2 separate regions of the Homo sapiens genome follow, and region 1 is linked to region 2. Evidence: chromatin contacts called from ENCODE Hi-C or POLR2A ChIA-PET data. All regions are on one chromosome and are shown on one strand. Each heading gives the region's core, a stretch centred on a gene start or an enhancer-like site at or near the end of the contact. The rest is flanking DNA. Distances are from core to core; before and after follow the strand shown.

Region 1 (2,700 bases), core at 165-2,664, 110 kb before region 2:
ATGTACACTAAAGGACAAATAGTTGATAAAGTCAATTAGAGAGGAGAAACTGGCATTTGGCAACGTCAGACAAAACTGGAAATTTAGTATTTTACTGCAAGCCAGTCAGGCTGGAGGAATAAGGGATGAGGGGCAGACTTGAGGCCCTGCTTGGGACACTTGTGAAAAATTCAGGGAAAAAATCAGTCCCCTGTGGAGTGTGAAAACCATTAAGTGGCAGGAAATTAGATTGAGGTGGCTCTAGTCCCTGGATTTCTACTTCTAAAAAAAAAGTCTAAACTCAAGAGCATTTTTTTGTAAATTACTACATTGGCAGAAACAAAATTCAGGCTTAACGCTTAACCAACTATAAACTGCCAATTAAGCTCTGATTACATAACCATGATATTTCCACCTTGATTGTAAAAATTAAGAACTAGGACGGGGGCAGTGGCTCACGCCTGTAATCCCAGAACTTTGGAAGGCCGAGGTGGGTGGATCACCTGAGGTCAGGAGATCGAGACCTGCCTGACCAACACGGTGAAACCCCCGTCTCCGCTAAAAATAAAAAAAATTGCCAAATGTGGTGGCAGGCGCCTGTAGTCCCAACTACTAGGGAGGCTGAGGCAGAAAAATCGCTTGAACCCGGGAGGTGGAGGTTGCAGTGAGCCGAGATCACGAAACTGCACTTCAGCCTGGGCAACAGAGACTCTGCCTCAAAAAAAAAAGAAAATGAAAACAAAACAACAACAACAAAATAACAACAAAATCTACATAACCGTACCTAGCCAATTACGGAATTTGGTTTTATGATGAAACTTATAAAAACCTTTCCTTCCATGGAATACAAATTAGAAACCACAGCAAGGTGCTCTAAAATTTTTGAATCACACTTTAAATTATTTAATGTTTTTGCAGTGAGGCCCATAAATTTTTAATAGGAAAAAATGGCCTGAAAACCCCACGGACCAAAGCTCTTCCCATTCATGAGCCCGCACCCGGAGTCAGGATTCTGCCCTGACGTTCCTCCCATGGTCCCTGCACAATCTGGGAGAGACGCGGGGCTACTGGTGCAGAGCTGCCCAAAGAGGGCTCCAGGCCAGGGCACAGTCACTGCGCAGTGAAGAGACAGAACGCCCGGGAGCCCGGCTGTCAGCGCAGCCGCCATCTTAAGGCTGAAGGGACTGAGGCCGAGCTGGGCAACAACTCGGGCGCAGATTGTAAAACTGACAGCGAGGAGGCCTGAGTCCCGCCACTGCCGCTTCCCACCGGTTCCAGCCAGCCCCGTTCCCTCTCTTGGGATGTCGCACCCGGCACTCTCACCATTTCTAGGCTTCCAGGGGGCAGGTCACAGGGCCACAGAGGCTGCGCCCCTAAAAGCAGAAGACACAGAGTAGTGAGGACGAGACCTGGAGCTCCGGCCGCAGATAGAGACAAAGGCCCCGCCAAATCCCGGAAGCCGCCCTGTTCGCTCCAGCTGCGTGCCTGATTGGACAGTTCCCAGGACAGCGTCTCTGATTGGATAACGTTTAAGAACCCCGCTTTCTAAGGCCCTGAGTGACAGAAGATGTCATCAGACGTTGGGCTGAATGAAGAAAGATTGACAGCCTAAGCCTCAGCCTTTTCAGGCGGGGCTTCCTCCCGGAGCTGAACGAGGCCCATCTCAGAACACGGAAAAATTTTCTCTCTTCTTTGCTGTCTTTTTTTCAACGTATTAAATATGTGAATAATTTTTTTTTTAGACAAAGTTTCGCTCTTGTTGTCCAGGCTGGAGTGCAATGGCGCGATCTCGGCTCACTGCAACCTTCGCCTTCCGGGATCAAGCGATTCTCCTGCCTCAGCCTCCATAGTAGCTGGGACTACAGGTGCACACAGCCACACCGGGCTAATTTTTGTTTTTTGGTTTTTTTTAGTAGAGATGGGGTTTCGCCACGTTAGCCAGGCTGGTTTCGAACTTCTGACCTCAGGAGATCCACCCGCCTCGACCTCCCAAAATGCTAGGATTACAGTCGTGAGCCACCATGCCTGGCCGACTCGATATTATCTTTAAAGCAAAATTAGGAATACCTTTATTCCCCAGATGTTGGAATATCTGGACACTCCTCCGTCTGGTTCTGCTTAGTAAACATTATTAATTCATTTCCTTAACCATAAATATCTAGAGGCTAGGAATGCCTAACTTACTGAGAATGCAGCCCAGCGAGTCTCAGCGTCATTTTCCTAGCTCTCTCTCAAAACGGAGTCGCTCTGGTTCAAATGATTCTGACATATTTTTCGCCTTCCTTTACAAGAGGACCCTTAATCCTAAGAGTTGCAGAGAGACAAAGATTCGTCTTCTGTAACTTTTTCAGGCTGATTAGGGGCGATAATATTCCTGCCTAACCATTGGTCTCTTGCATTCAGGGTAGAGAGAAATTCAGTCAGACAGTGTTGGTATGGTGAAGGTCGTTCATAACTTCTAGTTCCAAAAGAAGGTGATGTCTAGAAGATTAATAAGCGTCCAATTTAAGAAAGCATTTAGTGAGCTTGTCTTGCATTCCTACACAAAGAGTACAACCACAATATATTCCACAACAGCAAAGCAAAATTAGTAAAATTATTCCACGTAAACTAAACAGGAAAGCCTTTCAAGAAGTGGGCAGTTGTTAGAACCAAACTGATATATGGTTCACTGATAGCACATAAATGGCAGAGATGTGAGTGCATAAAACTTTTATGCCC
Region 2 (2,766 bases), core at 72-2,571:
ATCTATACTGATTAGCAGCAATTACAAGTGGATTTGTGAAGGGAAAAAAAGAAGAGAGATAGAGAGTGGGGTGATACAAACTAGTTTGTGAGAAATTCTTATTTGTTTAAATAAATAACTTATTATTGGTTTAACTTATACCTACTTTTGGCAATAGTGAACAGCTTCAAGAGATCAATATATAGTTGAAAGTAGGGAGAAAGACATAATTGTGCTCTTATTTTAATGTCTGAGTTTTATAAGTAAAAAGACTGGCAGACAGCCACAGTGGCTCACGCCTGTAATCCCAACATTTTGGGAGGCCGACGCAAGTGGATCACGAAGTCAAGAGATCGAGACCATACTGGCCAACATGGTGAAGCCCATGTCTGCTGAAAAAAGTAATACAAAATTAGCCAGGTGTGATGGCACATGCCTGTAATCCAAGCTACTCGGGAGGCTGAGGCAGGAGAATAGCTTGACCTGGGAGGAAGAGGTTGCAGTGAGCCGAGATCACGCCACTGCACTCCAGCCTGGTGACAGAGCAAGACTCCATCCCCCCCAACCCTCCCCTAAAAAAAAAAAGACTTGCATTTCTCAAATGAAACTTTTGTTTTGTTTTGTTTTTTAATTTCTAGACCTAGATTTAGAATTTGGAGCTGCAGATTTAGGTCCTGGATGGGTGGAGTAGCAGCAGGTGTTACCTGCAATTGTGAGCATTTTAGCAAGAGGAGAAAAAGAGAAGTGGAGATTCTCATGTCTCCATGTCTACTCAATGCACACTTGTTACACTGATTGGGTTTCTGGGCTCCATGGTCTCTGAATCAGTTTCAGGTCTGAAGATACAAGAGTCATTGAAAGAAGTAAAATGGTTAATATCTGCCCTATTAAGTTTGTAGAAATCTAGGCCAGGTGAGGTGCCTCACACCTGTAATCCCAGCACTTTGGGGGCTAAGGTGGGTGGATCACCTGAGGTCAGGAGTTCAAGACCAGCCTGACCAATATGGAAAAACCCTGTCTCTACTGAAAATACAAAATTAGCCAGGCTTGGTGGTGCATGCCTGTAATCCCAGCTACTCGGGACACTGAGGCAGGAGAATCACTTAAACCCAGGAGGTGGAGGCTGCAGTGAGCTGAGATTGTGCCACTGTACTCCAGCCTGGGCAACAAGAGTGAAATTCCATCTAAGAAAAAAAAAAAAAGTTTGTAGAAATCTGCTCTAGCCCCTCTAGAAGTGACTGTGGAGGACTATAGATACCAAATAGGCAGAGACACAATTCTGCCTGCATATTTAGGTGACAGTATGCACTTTACAGCATAACTGTGAGTTGGCTAGAAGCCTGAGAGGGAAAGTCCCCTCTAGAGTAAAGCTTGGTTGGCACCTTATTTGTTTATATTATGTCCGGTAATTCTAGGAAATATAATTTTAAAAAAATTCTCTTCAGCCCCAGAGAAACCACAATAATAGAAAAGAAAGAGGTTGGGCATGCTGGCTTACACCAGTAATCCCAGCTTTGGGAGGCCAAGGCGGGTCGATCATGAAATCAGGAGATAGAGACCATCCTGGCTAACACGGTGAAACCCCATCTCTACTAAAATAAAAAAAAATAAAATAAAATAAAAAAGACGGGCATAGTGGCATGTGCCTGTAATCCCAGCTACTTGGGAGGCTGAGGCAGGAGAATCACTTGAACCTGACAGGCAGAGGTTGCAAAGAGCTGAGATCACACCACTGCACTCCAGCCTGGGAAATACAGCGAGACTCTGTCTCAAAAAAAAAAAAAAAAAAAGAAAAAGAAAACTCTTTCATTACACAATTAAATCTGAATGTCAAATGTATTACAGTCAGTCTGCTTAAGAGATCGAAAAGACATAAAGATGGTTACCATAAATAGTTCACAAGTAGAAGAATTCACAGCACCATGTCATACATAGTTCATCCTAAATTCACCTGGACATTGGGGAGGTCATCCATATATGCTAATTGGTTATATTCAATGACAAAATAACCTTTTCACATCTTCCTGACAAGATAGTTCTGCAACTTGAAGCCAGCTGCCTGCTGAAGGCAGACTTTCACTCTTCTACAAAAGTGGTTGAATAGGGTGCTATCTTTTTGGCTACTTGCATTTTAAAGCAGTACCTCTCTCCTCCCTGAGGACGGGGTTACAGTACTCCGGCTTCCCCTCTTCTGGTGGCCAGTGTCCTCTTTTGTTTCCTACCATCTGCCACTGCGGTATGGACCACAGCACAGGGCTCACAGCTGGCAGCTCACATCATAGGTGAACGCCAATTGCCATAGCAGCACTTTAGTGTCACATCAAAGAGTGAAGCCTGAGCTGCAGGAAGAGAGCCTCCCTGGGTAGAACTGCACCTTCACAATAACGGAAATGAGAGCATTATTTAAGCCACAGTTTCTATTTATAATGGTGACATGGAAAATATACTGCTAGATTTCCAGCATGCATCCAGATAGAGATAGCTCCAAGAGTTCTCACTGTGACAGCCACGTCTTTCACAGACATTATGGGATACTAATAGGGCTTCTAAAACAGATACACAAAGCATTCTACAGAAAAACAGCTCTCACTCTGAGAAAGATTATATTGAGAGAAAAAAAAGAAGTTAAAAGCATCTTAAGAAAAAACTGAAATTAGATATAAGATTGATCAAGTCAGCCAGAAAATATTCCTGCAAAAACAATTTCTCTCTAAATACCCAAAGTGCATAGCTACTCTCAGCATGAGAAACATGAGTATTATGAAGAAAAGAGGTATATTATCAGCA

Evidence for each region. A loop is a pair of places that touch in the nucleus more often than their neighbours do. ChIA-PET counts read pairs that join two places held with the same protein, here RNA polymerase II (POLR2A). Pooled maps may share reads with other maps.
Region 1: a loop to region 2 is called in a map of naive thymus-derived CD4-positive, alpha-beta T cell, with 11 times the contacts of the local background. The contact joins the promoter of ZNF726 here to the enhancer-like site in region 2. A Hi-C loop is called at or near these places in 1 of 168 maps with a recorded cell type or tissue (naive thymus-derived CD4-positive, alpha-beta T cell) and 5 of 50 pooled maps. POLR2A ChIA-PET finds 5 or more read pairs at or near these places in 4 of 52 experiments (activated CD4-positive, alpha-beta T cell, activated naive CD4-positive, alpha-beta T cell and naive thymus-derived CD4-positive, alpha-beta T cell).

The regions. Positions count from the first base shown.
Region 1 is chr19:23,913,600-23,916,299 of GRCh38, reverse strand. It overlaps ZNF726 (zinc finger protein 726), which reads right to left and starts at 1,414. Exons shown (of 4, transcript NM_001244038.2): 1 at 1,303-1,414. The coding sequence starts at 1,305.
Region 2 is chr19:23,799,031-23,801,796 of GRCh38, reverse strand. All of the region lies in intron 1 of RPSA2 (ribosomal protein SA 2), which reads right to left. It also overlaps the pseudogene BNIP3P39. Among named protein-coding and RNA genes, the nearest start is that of RPSA2, 37 kb to the right of the region's middle. Within about 2 kb of position 1,321, at least 3 of the 41 ENCODE cell types and tissues checked have a DNase peak (open chromatin) inside an H3K27ac peak, as active enhancers do.